Linked DNA regions of Homo sapiens: region 2 is linked to region 1. Evidence: chromatin loops called from intact Hi-C (ENCODE). Cell type or tissue: dorsolateral prefrontal cortex. All regions are shown on one strand. Each heading gives the region's core, and the rest is flanking DNA. Links, peaks and the distances in the headings are about the cores only.

Region 1 (7,985 bases), core at 2,536-5,035:
CACTTGAACTCGGGAGGGGAAGGTTGCAGTGAGCTGAGATTGTGCCAGTGCACTCCAGCCTGGGGGACAGAGCGAGACTCTGTCTCCAAACATATATGTTGGAAACATACATGTTTTTGTTTGTTGATGTGTATTACATGTAGATGACTGTAGCACAAAATCATTTCTGCTCCTCTTCCTGGATGCACAGCAAAACTACTTTACTAGCCTCTCTTGCAGTCAGTGTGGTCATTTGACCAAATTCTTTTTAATAAAATGAGAGCTGAATGTGCTGCTGTAATGCTCAAGCCTTTAACCCAGCAGGTGGGCTGTCTCCATTGCTCTCTTCTTCTTCTGTCCAAGCACTGGGCATGATAGACCAGCTTTATGATATGAACAATGGCAAGGCCCTAGAAGACAAAAAAGTACTATTAAAAACGTAGCCTGCGTCCCGATGTGGAAGAGAGCTAGCTACCAACCAGGAACACCTACCTATACTATTAGTAAATAAATAAATAAATAAATAAATACCCTTTGAGTCTTTCCGTTACAGTGGTTTAACCTACATGAATGGTAAGTTTTAATAGAATATTTTTTAACTTTTAAGTAAGTTCTGTCATTTTTCACACTCTAAGGTGCAACTGTATACACATTTTCAGGACTTTTTTTTCTGTACTTCTTGATTCTGACTCTTAGGTCAAATTAACATTTAAATCTTATTTCCCATTATAGTTGAGAGCAAAGCCCCTTTCAGGTTTTCTGTTTACCTCGAAGGCTTTTCTGCTTGGCTTCCTTAATGTGCTGATTTGCACAGCAAAATGAACTTCAGCTCATCTTTTAAACCTGAAAGCTTATATTCTGATGAATATAGCAAACATGGTGAAAAAGCATGAATATGCACAAAATCTGTCAATTCTCCACACCCCCTGCATTGCGAAGGCTCTTATTAAGACCACAAAATGGCAGAATGCAGATGGTGTTCATGAAAAGTTCTCTTCCTAGGTACCACACATAATATGTTAGATGACTTCACCTGAGGAAATTACATGATGTACAGAAGCAATTTTAGAAAATAGCATGTATACTTGACTACATTCATAACTATTTTACACTCTGCTTTAGAGTCCTGGTTGTTATGGCGTCTTATGAGTGACTGTAATTTTTGTAAACTATAGAAGAGTGGTTCATTCTGGAATATCTACTGTACTGCCAACTTGCTCTTGGGCATATAATCCAGAGGTTATTTCCAAGATTTAGAGACTTTTACCCCTTAAATCATATAGTAATTAGATTAGAAATTTCTTGAGTGATTACCTCATATTAATTCCTGCTTTTACCAGAAACTGAGCTATACTAAAGATACCAATATCTACCCAGTATAGAAAATTTCTCACAATCCCGTGGTGAATCATTCTTTGTTAGAAATGACAAATGACACTGAAGTAAATGCTAGAAATTTAATGTATTCTATTATACCCAAGTTTCTGCTCATCTATCATCCACTTAATTACCACCATTTGTACCTTGAAATAAATTGCTATACAGTTTAATACAACTCTAAGGACGAAGGAAATGACAAAAACAATGGCATTCTAAATAATTGGGAGGCAAAAATGTTCTGTATGTGTTTATATATTCACATAATCAATGATATGCGAGAACTAAAAATATTTTTAAATATCAAGAAAGTGTAAGCTTTTCCTAAGATTATTTCAAAAGTGTGCATACTTCATTCTCCTAGCCATGTTTCCCTTCTTTCTTATTTCATCCATTACACTAAGAACTTCAGCATTTTAAAAAAATTTTCTACCCTTATGCTAATTACATTCATAACGTGATCTATGATAACATAATGAAGATGTAAATTGGAGTGATCCAGACTATCTCAATCCATTTTGAAGTCCCTGAGACAGTTGCATTGTTATAAACCAATAAACATACAAGAATAATACAACTCATTTGTCTAATTAATCTTAAGTCCTTAGAGCCAGAGCCAGTGCCTGGCTGGTTATATACTAATATGTGTGTGCAGAATGTACACATGATTTTCAACTTTAAATATAATAAAACGCTAAAAAATCACATGGAATATGTTTATGCTTAATTAGGTTTAACTGTACCATGTTATACATAGCATTTTGGGGGTGATAGGTGGCACAAAAATTTAATAATCTAATTCAAAAGAGGTCATATATTCTGTATTTCTTTTCTTTTTCTTTTTTTTTTTTTTCTTGAGATGGGGTCTCACTCTGTCACCCAGGCTGAAGTGCAGAGGCACGATCTTGGCTCACTGCAATCTTCACCTCCCAGGTTCAAGCTATTCCCCTGCCTCAGCCTCTCGAGTAGCTGGGATTACGGGCATGCACCATCACACCCGGCTAATTTTGTATTTTTAGTAGGGACGGGTGTCACCATGTTGGCCAGGCTGGTCTCAAACTCCTGACCTCAGGTGATCCACCCTCCTCAGCCTCCCAAAGTGTTGGGATTACAGGCGTGAGCCACTGCGCCCAGCCTATTCCGTATTTCTCTAATAGGGAGTATTAAGACTCTTTAAAGTTTAGTTGCATAGGGTTCTTGTAAAAATTTTATAAAATAGGGCACATGGAGGCCTAGAGAAGTTCTTTAGTTTGTTCAGTAGTGCTTAAAAAGGAGGAACTGGGCTAAATGGAGAAGCCTCATTTGTGGTTCACTTGCCTGCTCTTTATGGTATATGCACTCTTTTCTTCCTCCTTCTTAACATTGTTTTACTCCCTTGTCCTCTTTTCACTAATAACACAACATAGTGAGGGAAGTTTCTATCAGGGGCATTTTTCTACTTGACCAGTTTAGGGGTTTGTCAAGACTAATTCCTTTTGCCTTTAAGTTTACGCTAAAGATGTTGTAGAACGATCCACAATCTGCTACTGTGGGTCTCTTTCCATTTAAGTGGGTAGCCATGAATGGTTAATCTAGTAAGTCTGCCTGTGTGAAAGTAATTTCCTGTCGGAAAAAACAAAAAGGCTTACTTTTTTTTTTTTTTTGCAGCTTTCACTTTATATTGAGAACTATCATTCTTGGTACAATGATAAAACAAAGGCATCAAATTTAACATTCAAACAACCATAACAGAAAGATTAAAACAGTAAATAATATAATAAGCTATGAATAACTTTATTTTTTCATATTTTAGTGCAGGGTAATATTAACATAATTTTACTTAAGAGCAGGACTTTTAAAAGGAACTTTAGTTATATTTATGTCTTAATTAATTATTTTAATTTAGTCCTAACGCAAGGATATACATTGTTTTCTAGAATTTGACTACCATGAAGTGATTCCTCTGAAGATTTGAATATTTCTAAAGCCCCTTGGAAGTCAGAAAGTCTTGGTGGTATTCCTAGATTAAAAATGAGAGAATTGTCATGAATCAGGAAAATTTGAAGTGTACATAAATATTCAAGACTTGCGTAGGGCATGCAGTGTTGTTCTCCTCAAGAATTATGTTAATTGGGTCAAAGTCTTGTTTTCATATAATTTTTATTTCCTCTGGAGTGCCTTGCAGAGTTCTAGGCACTTGGCGAATTTTAGTAAATATTTGTTAAATAAATATGTGAGATTTAATACCATGACAGTCAGCAGTTCATTTCAAATTTTTAATTATTTTTTGTAACCAAACACCGGTATCTTAGAGTTTTAAAACTATTATCATTTTATTCTTTCTCATGAGACTGATCTTTGGAAGGCTCTGCAGATCTAGGTCATATTTGGCTGATGTTGGAGATGAGTCAGTGGGAACTGGCTGGTCTAAGATGACCTTAGCTGAGATGCATCAGCTCTGCTCATTGTAGTCTCTAATCCTACAGCTGGCCAGTCCAAGGCAAAAGGGCAGCATTCCAAGAGAGTGGCAGCATGCCAGCTTTCTGGAGAACTAGGCTCAGAATGCCACACCATGACTGCCCTGCATTCTATTGTCCAAATCAAGTCACAAGGCCAGCTCTGATTCAGGGGATAGAGAAAGCAAGTCCACCTCTAAATGGGAAGAGCTGCAATGACATGTACAAACAGCATGCATAACGGGGAGCTGTGGTCAGCAGGGGGCGTTTTTGCAATCAACATTTGAAATATTCAAGCAAAAACAAAATAGAAAGAAGTCAGGATATTCTCAAGGCTTAGAAATGCAACATAATGAATTTATTAGTAGTTTTTTTTTTTTATCCTGTGAGCAACGTACAATGACAGAAAAAATAAATCCATAATTTTTGTCAGCAGAATTAGCTTCATTCAAATGACTTATGCTATTTGTCAAAACAGAAAAATCAGTCAAGGTCCACTAGCATTGGATTTGTCAAAACCCTAATTTTCACAAACTTGGCATTGCTACATTGCTACTAATAGCACATGGCTTCTCCTGGGAGAGAAATTTTGGCTTTTCTGCTTTTTTTTTTTTTTTTTTCTGGTGTTGGTTTTTCCTCGAGCTTTCTGCAGTCCTTCCTATGTAAATTTATATCGGTTGCCACAAAAATCCATTTATACTACCAAGAATCATTGACTTAGTAACTCCAATGACGTTAATTTTTCTGTGAAGTGATGCACAAAACAACAAAATCTTTTTATAAATAAATTCTGGAACATATACTAGCTTTTAAAAATGATATTTAAATTCTTCAGCCTTCTAAAGCTTTTGGCTTGTGGAGACAGGAGAAAGCTTAAAAGCTAACTATTTTATCAACATTTGTGTACAACTTTAAATAAAAGACAAATATTTTATTACTAGCATTAATCATTTAATTAAAAATCTGATTTTCTTCTTTACTAGAGTCAATATTTATGTCATTATATAAATATGCATACAGCAGATATTAATCTGAATGGAATCAGTATGAGAATAAAGGAGGCTATAATCAAAGGTGCAGATCTGATGTTGCACCTTATGGGGCATCTAGATTTGAGTATGAAACTTTACATAAGGGAAGCAAGAGTCTAGGTTATCTGGTGCTCTACTTACTATAGTTATGGGTTGAACAACCTAGAAGATTGGGGTCTCATTCCTTTTCCCCAAAATCCCACTTTCTGCTATGTTTCTGGGATGGAGCGTCCATATCTTTCTCTCCAAGAACTCACTCTTTGACTTATGGTGGCCTAGAATTGCTAGTTAAAATCAATGCTAATGACTTATCTATCTCTCCTTTCATCTTCTTCTTTTGATTAGTAATTACTTAATTTGCTGTCTCAGGGATAGCACTGTAAGCTTTGCACCCTAAGCTTGTTTAACTGTATCAGAAGGAATAGTGAAAAATATGAGAATCAGAACATAAGCAGATTAAAGTACAGTTAATCTACAGGAAGTCAAATCCATACCAAGATAAGATTACTGAGTTTTACACACACCCTGCAGCTAAAGAAGAGCCTGTATATCAGAAATGTTGTTGCTTTTATACTTTAAAAATTTATTGTGAGAATTTTTAAGTATTCCACTTAGAAAATCAGTTATTAAGGATCATCAATTGCTAAAAAAGGTAATCATAAGCACTAGTAGTGTCTTGAGAGACAATGAAGTAAATTACTAAAAATCAAAGTACACATGTAATTTAGAGAACACTTAGGCAAAATAAGAAGGTTCAAGTTTAGTTCATACTAGAAGAGACCTAATTACAAACCTACCATTTGTAAGCAAAATATGTATATTGGTGCCCTTGTTCAGAAGAACAAATAAATACCCTTCTCAAGTTCCTTTTGTAATAATGAAGACTCCCCCTGCAGGGCTGTAATTGACTTAAACCTTCCAGGTAAGGAAATTTTACAGTAAGTCAAACCTTATAATAACGTTGTGACATCTGAATCCCTCCAGTTTATAATGGTCCTCTTTATCATTAGTAAAAAACAAAAACGCTAGTAGAAATAGGTTAGAAAATACTAATTTAAATATAAAAGTTCCAGTTAAATGCCTCATGATTGTTTTAATTTCTAACCAAAAATAACTTGAAATCCTAATGTAACTGTAAAGTAACGGTTGAATTTTATTTTCTTTTTACTACCATACTAGTGGTTAATAATTAAAGAATGTTAACCCCCTCCATAGTAGAAATGATGTCTCTGTGTTATAAATCTGTATATTCTCATTATTTAGTATTACCTTGACGTTTAGTAGGCATCTCACAACTGTGTTTGTTGAGTGAACCAATTAACCAATGGCTGAGTAAAAACAAATAAAGCTTAAGACTGAGAGTGATTAGACTACTTGATAGCCCAAAAAGGAAAGATTTATAAACAGAGAAATCCTAGTGTAGTCATAACTGTTAGAAATGAGAAGGAAATATTTCATGGTTGTTGTTGCTGCTGATGCTATTGTTTATTCTCGAAGACTTTAATCAACATTTCATGTAGTTGAATGCAAAAATGTGGTTTATTGGCCGATATCGCACCACTGCACTCCAGCCTGGGCAACAGAGCAAGACTCCTGTCTCAAAAAAAAAAAAAAAATGTGGTTCATTGGAATATTTGGGCCTAGGTACCTTGAACCTCTAAATGGATAAAGTATCTTAAGCCTTCTCATTTCCCTCAATACTAATTAAGACAGCAACATCTACAACCACCTCCAAAAGCAAACAACTTACCTGTCATAAACTCAGTATCTGACATATTCTTCCATTGGCTTTGCTTACAGCTTTGTTGAATTCGTTGACAAAGGAACCTCCTGTTTTATGAAAATAAATAGTATTATCTTAAAACAACTTGAAAATGTGGACCTAGTGAAAATACTGCATTATTTTATTTTCTTTTATAATTGTCAACTTTCTCCTGTGTGATGTGGAGATTTGATTTACATTTCTTAAGTCAGGGCTAAATGCTCTTATCTGGTGAATACCCAACAAAGTTTAAGTCTTTATATTCCCTTTGTACACAAATTAATTTTAAAAAATTCAAACCCCTCTTTCCCCAAATCTTGTGTCCTTAATCATCAGCTAAATGTTCTAAATAAATAAATGGAAACCTGATGTGAAAGAAAGAGGGAGATTTTGATCTCAGCTATTCAGATAATTCAGTTCCTGGATGTTTATGCTGATCAAAATCACCAGATTCTTGTTCAAACCTCTGCTTCTGTTTACCTGTGTAAACACAGAATGTATTATGTTGATGTAGTTTTATGGGAAGAAATTGCTAGAGCTTTGGAGAATAACTCAAGCGTTTTATCTGTGTTTGCACTAAACCTAAACTTGGATTGAATATCTTTCTATTTATCTATTTTGCTTAAAAAAAACTAGCAGGTCTGAGCCATCTCAAGAGAAACTGTGTTTTTCTTAAATGAACAGCATATACTTAGATTGGATGTTTTGTCTTAAAATATTCAATATTTCCTTATTTTAGGAGCAGAAACTAAGACTTAACAATGATTTAAAGCAAGAAATACTTTAGGTGTAAAAAATTCAAGCATGCAAGCAGTTCATTTTGCAAAATCCCTTCCAATTTTTCAGACAATCAATGCCTTTTTTGCCTGTTCATATAGATTTTTAAGGAGATTCTTACGAGAGCAAAATTAATTATGCATTTTCCCCTCTTTATCATCTTCCATTTCTTGCAGGGGTGTGGATTGGAAATTTTTTTTTTTTTTTTTTTAGACAGAGTCTTACTCTGTCGCCCAGGCTGGAGTGTAGTGGTGCAATCTCGGCTCACTGCAACTTCTGCCTCTGGGTTCAAGTGATTCTCATGCTTCAGCCCCCCCATCCCCAAGCAGCTTGGACTACAGGCATGCACCCCCATGCCCAGCTAATTTTTGTATTTTCAGTAGAGACAGGGTTTCACCATGTTGGTCAGGCTGATCTCAAACTCTGGACCTCAAAAGTGCTGGGATTACAGGTGTGAGCCACTACGCCCAGCCTGGAAATTTTCTTAAGACTACCTGCAACCTGCCCATTAGTATCTGTGGTATTCCTGATAGGTCATTCTGCCTTTTCAGAAGTCAGGAGATCGCAAGAGAAGAATCAGGAAATTTACTAGAAAATATTCAAGTTTGTGCTATTTGAAGGCTA
Region 2 (7,985 bases), core at 3,438-5,937, 69 kb before region 1:
CCCTCTCAAATTAAATTAAAGAAAGCATAGAAAGGGATGAAATCAAATAGGAAAAAAAAGGAAAAAGCTTTGCAACCCTTCAAGTAAAAAGCACCCTTTATATACAGAAGACCAAGATGCTAAAAAAGTGTTTTCCAACTGACTGAATCTAGAATGAAAGGAAGTAAGTTTAAATTTCAGCAAGTGGATTTTGTTTAATGTGATAAAGGGGCGTTTGGTAACTTCTTTACCCTTGTCGTAGGACTGCTTTCAGTAACCACAATACTTGAAAATAACCATAAATTAAATCCAATGCATCCCTAATAATATTTCTAATGAAACTCACTCTAGATTCCTATCAAATTTAGGAAAACCCCAAAATTCTTTTCATGGTCTACAGAAACCTCTATGACACCAGCCATGGTTATTTCTCTGGTCCTACCTCCTTCCTCTCCACCTCGGTGTGTATACCCCTTCAATCAGGCTAGCAGCTAACTCAATTCTGACTACTTCCCTTGTTATGCATGTGATTCACTCACTTCATTTAAATCTCTGCTCCAATGCCACCTCCTAAGTGTGCTTATCTTTTATCACCCTTTCTAAAATGGTGCCACTCTCCATCCGTTGTCTTTTGCTTTATTTTTCAGTTCTAATTACTACGTAAGAGACACACACACACACACACACAGAGGCACGCACACACAGACACACACACACACAGACACACACACAAGGCCAAAACCTCTCCCATTAAAATGTATACTGGATGAGTTCAAAAGTGTAGCTGCTCACCGATAACTCCTCAGCATCTAAAATAGTTCCTGGCTCAAAATATTTTTTAAAATATTTGTGGAATTAGATAAGTAGTATGGAATGTTTGAATAAAGATTGTCAAGTAGTAAGTAATTTATACTACTCAGCATATAAACATGCATGCATGCATGCATATATAAAGTTTGCCTCTCTAATGCAGAAAGGATAATTAACCTGCCAAAGATAATATAGTCAGTAAGAGATGTAATCACTTGTCTCCTAAGATAATGACAAAGGAACATTCAATAAAACTATTCATAAATTGACAGCAAGAATGAATATAAAGGCAATTGTCTTCAGAATTAGTTGAGAATCACTGGTCAAGGTTTAGAAAAAAGGAAACTGCAAAAATAAATAGTTATAGTAATGATATTTAATGATCTAGAACAAGTTAAATTATGTTTCATATTGAATGTAGTAAAATATGTTGACCATGATTTAAAATTACTTTGGTGAATAAGCCTTTAAATATATTTCCTGAAATGTGACCTGCAAACATTCTTCACAGCAGTTAACTACTTTCTGTAGGCAACATTATAGCATAAATTGTTTTTATGTTAAAACCTGAAATATCTTGAAATGAGGTTTGAGCAGCGAGATGATCTCTATTATTTATTTTTTATTTCCTGTCATATTTTTATCCATCTTTGAAACTGAAAAACTATAAACATTTTAATCATTCTGTAGATTAAATCTCCATACATTTATGAAATATTCATTATTTTTCAATATTTTAAAAATTGACTATATAAATTAACATTAAATTTGTACTGCATTTATTTGTCTGATGTATAAAATTATATCATATTAGAAGTAATTTGCACAAACCAATTTTCCCTTTTTAGTGAGAAAATACTATTTTTAAAGTGAACAGAATTCTATATGATTTTGTCTCTTGGTTTTGGAATACGCGGGGATGTTGCCAGCAGACGTATAATTTCTATTCAAAACTGACATTTTGCTCAAAGTTTCTTTTAGCCTAGCTCTCTGTATTATTAGATTTGCAAAGTTTTAATTTACTAGGACTACCCTTAGTTATAACATTTTAATTTTGGTAAAAAATATTTTCAAAGCAAAATAAAAACAACACAAGAAATTTTTGGTTTGAAATTTAACACAAATTGTGAATACATGCAGATCAAAACACATGTCTTTCAATCAAAGATGTATATGTTTAAGATTACTAGTTTAATATCTAAATGTGTTTTCAAAATACATTCATGAGTATTTTTCTAAGTCATATATTCACTTATATAAAGTACAGAATTGAGATGTTTATACGTAAGTAATATAAATAAATACACCCTTGATTTAGTCAAATAATGTTGCCTGTAAAATTCACTCAGCTAGCACTAATTCTGTTTTGAAGTAGCTGAGCTCTTCTAAATGAGACAGAACACCAGTGGTCAACCATTTAGAACAATAATAATGATTGTTAATAGTTCTTGAATAGTTTAGTAACTTAATTAAATGATGAAAATTAATTTAATCTTTAATGCTGACAACAAACCTAAGAGGTTTCTACTATTCTTATTCTGTAGTTAGGTATGGGAAAAAAATGAGGCTAAATATTTATAGAGAAAAATGTCTATCTAGGGACTGTCTATCTTTGTCCAAAAGCAAGACAGTGGTGAAACTAAAATTCAAATCAGGCAGGCAATCTAATCACATGGCCAACGTCATCAACAGTTATGTAACTCTCACCATATAGTCAATTTTGGGTGAAGAGATTGAAGCAAAGATCATTTCACTTAAAAAAATAAATATTACATGTACCAAAATGTTCAATAGCTAGAAAGAAGAGGTTTTATAGATAATTAACACATCCTTTGCCATACTGAGTTGTATGTGAACTCTAAAGTTAAAGAATCACTGTTCTGTACAAATTTCTTTAGAAACATATTTTGAAACGTCAAAAAGCATTACTAGTAACTGGACAGTAAATCTATCATCCATTCCACTCCTCCCCCAACCAAGATATTATGCCTTATAAAAAGGTTTCTTCATGTCTACGTATGAATCTAATGCAAACATTATTTACTTGAGTTAGTGGATGTTTGGAATGCCTATGAACCATCTGTAAAAAGGATAAACAATATTGTATGTAAATTGTCTTAGCACGTGTGTGTAGTAAGTGACGATGCCTTTAACAAAATCAATACCATTGATTTTCTTAAGAAAGGCACTATAAACTATATATTACAAGAAATCTAAAAAAAGTAGGATAATTACTCACTCATTTCCCGAAAGTAGCTTGAATCGCAGAGTGCACGTCTAGAGCAAGAAACAGGCTCTTGAAATATACAAATTTAAAGTTTTTGCAAATTTTTGTGTGCGTATGTTCTATGGACCCATAAGAGATTCTAATAACCTTTCATTAGTACCTCTTATGTGTCCATAGAACAAAACAAAATAGCTATTTCATATGTTTTAAATTTAGAGTACATCTAAGAAAACATATAAATTAGGTTATTTTTCCTTATAATAATGATTTCACTGGCTATTAGACTATTTCACTGGCTCCTATTGTTATAGTTGTGAAACTGTTACCAGTTTCATTTTTACTCCTTTGAAGGTAATCAGTGTTTTCTCTCTGTTGTATTTAAAATCTACTTTTTTTGCCTAAGTGTTTTGAGATTTTCCCTGACATCCTTTTCAGGTTTATTCTGCTTAAAATAATTATGCTTCTGGATTGTAAGGATCCATGTCTTTTACCAATTCGGAAATTTTTTTCAATTATTATCTTTCTGAAACTACTTCTCCCTCATTCTCCCAATTCTCTTCTTTTGGATTTTGTTAGAGCTAATCAGAGAGTGCCATTTACAGTCTGTTAACTTATATTTCACTTAATTTTTTTCTGTATTTTATTCATCTGTTCTGATTTTAGCATACTTACTTTTATTCTACCCTTTGGTTTATTTTTTTCACCTGTCTCTAATATGCTATTTAATGCATCCATTTAAAAAATTGCAATGATCACAAATTATATTTCTAGAAGTTCTATTTGACAATTAGCTTGATATTTTAAAAATGGTGTCTATTTAATTCTTATGCTTTAAACTGATTGTCAATTCTCTAAATTAGAAGTTTCCATATATATTAGAGGTACACATTTAGAGGATACCTGTGGATAATTTAACACATCCAAATATTTTGTAAAGATCAAATCAGTGTACTTGGAATATCCATCACATGCAATATTTGGCTTCTCATTATGCTAGAAATATTTGAATTACTATTTTCTAGGTATTTTGAAACACACAATAGATCATGGTAAACTATAGCCATCCTATTTACCTATCATACACTAGGTTTTATTTCTTATATCAAAGAGTATATTTGGACCTACTAATCAACCTTTCTTCATCCTATCCTTTCTTTTATCCTTTCTTGCCACTGATAACCACCAAACTACTCTTTTAGCTTCATGAGATTCACTATTTAAGCCCTCACATATGAGTGAGAAAATGCAACATTTGTCTTTCTGTGCTTGCCTTATTCATCTTCATCTAGCAACCTCCAGTTCCATTCATGTTGATGAAAATGACAGAATTGTTCATTTTATATTATGGCTGAATAATAGTCCATTGTGTATATAACACTAAGGATTTTTATCTATTTACCAACTTTTGGACACTTAGGTTGATTTCATCTTTTGTCTATTGTCAGTAGCGCTACAATAAACGTGGAAGTTCAGATATCTCTTTGACAATTTTTTTCCTTTCTTTTGGATAAATACACATTAGTAGAACTGCAGAATCATGTGATAGCTCTATTTTAGTTTTTTGAGGAATTCCTATACAGTTTTCCATAGTAGCTGTAATAATACGTTCCCGAAAACAATGTATGAGGGTTCTCCTTTCTACACATTGTCACCCGCATCTCTTATTGTCTGTCCTGGGATAAAAACCATTTTAACTGGGTCAGAAACTTTCTTGTGGTTTTGATTTGTGTTTCTCTGATGATTACTAATGTTTTAACATTTTTTCTTAAACCTGTTGACCATTTGTATTACTTCTTTTGAGAAATATCTACTCAGATATTTTGCTCATTTTTAAGTCAGATTATTAGTATTTTTGCTACTGAGTTGTTTGAGCTTTATATGTTCTTGTTATTAACCTCTTGACAGACGGATAGTTTGAAAACATTTTCTCCCATTCTGTGGATTGTCTTTCACTTTTGATTGCTTTTTTTTTGTTATTGTTGTTGCTGCTGCTGTTCTTATTGTGTAGAAGATGATCTCATTTTTGCTTTGTTTGCCTGTGCCTTTGAAGTCTTACACAAAAATGTTTCCCCAGACTAATGTCCTAGAGTGTTTCCCCTGTATTTTCTTCTGGTAATTTCAGCTTCAGGTGGTAGATGTAAGTCTTTTTTTTTTTTTTGAAACGGAGTCTCGTTCTGTCGCCCAGGCTGGAGTGCAGTGGCGCCATCTCGGCTCACTGCAAGCTCAGCCTCCCGGGTTCACGCCATTCTCCTGCCTCAGCCTCCTGAGTAGCTGGGACAACAGGCACCTGCCACCACCACGCCCGGCTAATTTTTTTTGTATTTTTAGTAGAGACGGGGTTTCACCGTGTTAGCCAGGATGGTCTCGATCTCCTGACCTCGTGATCTGCCCGCCTCGGCCTCCCAAAGTGCTGGGATTACAGGCGTGAGCCACTGCACCTGGCTAGATATGTCTTTAATCCATTTTGATTTGAGTTTTGCATATCGTGAGAGATAAGGGTCTAGTTTCGTTCTTCTACATAAGGTAATCCAGTTTTCTTTACAACATTTATTGGAGACTGTCCTTTCCCCATTGCATAGTATTGATACCTTTGTCTTTAAAGAGTTGGCCGTAAACATGTGAGTTTATATCTGTTCTCTATTATGTTCCATTGTTCTGTATGTCTGCTTTTATGCCAGTACTGTGCTAATTTGCTTACTATAGTTTTGTAGTATATTTTCAAGTCAGGTAGGGTGATGCCTCCAGCTTTGTTCTTTTTGCTCCGATTGCTTTGGCTATTAGAGGTCTTTTGTGGTTCCATGCACATTTTAAGATTTTTTCTATTTCTGTGAAGAATTTTCTTGGTATTTTGCTAGGGGTTTCATTGATTTGTAAGTTGCTTTGTTAAAATTATCATTTTGACAATATCAATTTTTTTATTCCTTGGGCATGGAATACCCTTTCATTTTTGGGTGTGTTCTTTTTTGTTTCTTTCCTCAGTGTTTTATACTTTACCTTGTATAGACTCCAAATATTTAAAACATGTTAATGTTATATAACATGTCTGGTCTGGTAATTTCAATTTCTAAGTGCTGATACTTTAATTTTTTTTTAGTTGAGTTGTCTGTTTTAGCATTCTCTCTCTCCTCTCTCTCTCTCTCTCTCTCTCTCTCTCTCTCTCTCTTTCCCCCCAACTCCCTCTTCTGGAGACTTGCTGACAACTCTCCATGAACATTTTAAAGTTTGTTCGTGGTTAAATATTATATTAATGGCAATCAAGCTTAAAGTATGGCTTAACGAAAAACAAGCCTTGGAATTTAGAGACGGTGTATTTTTCTGGAGCTTTTCTACCCTGGAGACATTTGCTTGTATTTCAAATGAAAATAAAAACTTAGAGATATTCCCTTCCTTTCCCCAAAGAGGATTTCATGTTTTTCACTCCAGAGAAAGGATTTATCTCTCTCTTCAAAAAATGCACCTGTCATGCTACAAAAGCTCCAAATTTCATAACTTAGAGAATTTTTTCCTATATTGCCACCCTACTGCACACACAAATGGCATCAAGTCCTATCTTTCACCACGTGGGGAACCACGGTATGGGAACTGGTGCTAAACTTGCTCTGTGAGCCTTTTCTCTAATTCCAAAATCTTGTTTTACTGTTAGATAAATAACTAGATATAAAAAAATGCTTGGTTATGAAAATACAAAAATTAGCCAAGTGTGATGGTGGGTGCCTGTAATCCCAGCTACTCAGGAGGCTGAGGCAGGAGAATCACTTGAACCCAGAGGCAGAGGTTGCAGTGAGCCAAGACTATGCCATTGCACTACAGCCTGGGTGACAGAGCAAAACTCTGTCTCAAAAAAAATTTTTTAAAAAGTAAGATGATAGAGTGAAGAATATATAATGTAAACTCAACTCAGAAAAAGTTATAGCTATGTTGATACACTCAAAAATATCAGAATGCCAGTTTTTATACTTAGATGTAATTTTTGATTTCTGAATTATAGACAATTGACAATATTTTGAAAATTTAGTTTTGCACCATCAATTGTCAAAATAGTGGTAAAGGGCTTCAGCTGAGCCTGGAAACTTTATAAATATAGAACCCACGGGCAGAGCTAGCACACAAAAGTTGGAAGCAATTAATTAACAAGGTTTTTGAAAAACAAAATTATCTTTTAAATACATTTTTGTTTTGGATTTATCCTAAGTTTCATTTTAATCAAGTGACAGCTGATGTGTATTATTTTTCTTTAGGGAAGGGGAGGATGGTTCTGGCAACATCAGCCTTTATAAGTAGATGTATAAATAATATATAACGGTTTATAAACTTTTTTCAATGAACATATGTAATTAAATATTTTCAAAACTAATTGAAGTGAGACTAACTTAAATTAGTAAACTATAGCAAAAGCACAATCTTCATAGAGCTAACATTCTCTGAGTACGACTCCTTCAATTGAAGAGCAGGCTGGAAAAATAATACTATATTGCTGACACACGAAACTCACCAATCTCGGACAGGGTTTGGTAATGGAAAAACAAGCAGACTGTTATGGTTTGGCTCTGTGTCCTTACTGAAATTTCGTGTTGAATTGTAATCCTCAGTGTTGGAGGAGGGGCCTGATGGGAGGAGACCGATAAGAAATTTAATAAATATAAGTTAGACAAAATTACTAGCTGCATAGTCTTCCCTATACACAAAAATGCTAAGTAGCATCAATATACATAGCCAATATCAAATAAATTAAACTTTTCTTAATTTATTTAAGTTAATGTACTTTAGAAACCTTTTGAAAACAACTGTTGCACAGAATGATGAAGAAAACTATGTATAGTTGCACAGCATGATGAAGAAAACTATGTCCCTAAACTGAGGGACAAGTATTTGCAAAGGGACAGAGGCTTGAGTTGGCAGAATAGTTCTAGAAACTGACATGGATAAAGGCCAGGATAGAAAGATCCACATCAGCTTAGAAAAAACCTTA

The links. Peaks named below come from ENCODE experiments on the same cell type or tissue, not always from the same donor. Only the 100,000 strongest peaks of a DNase experiment are listed, where the experiment ranks them.
Region 2: it touches region 1 in a loop (11-fold over the local background); 5 of 110 quality-filtered maps call a loop at or near these places.

What each region holds. Positions count from the first base shown.
Region 1 is chr21:24,041,924-24,049,908 of GRCh38, reverse strand. No RefSeq gene overlaps it. Among named protein-coding and RNA genes, the nearest start is that of LINC01689, 280 kb to the left of the region's middle. In dorsolateral prefrontal cortex, for the core only: a CTCF peak has its summit at 4,047 (motif pointing right); a DNase peak (open chromatin) is centred at 3,868; H3K4me3 peaks cover 465 bases; H3K27ac peaks cover 2,339 bases.
Region 2 is chr21:24,111,770-24,119,754 of GRCh38, reverse strand. No RefSeq gene overlaps it. Among named protein-coding and RNA genes, the nearest start is that of LINC01689, 210 kb to the left of the region's middle. In dorsolateral prefrontal cortex, for the core only: no CTCF peak of the experiment used is centred there; no DNase peak of the experiment used is centred there; H3K4me3 peaks cover 1,062 bases; H3K27ac peaks cover 2,500 bases.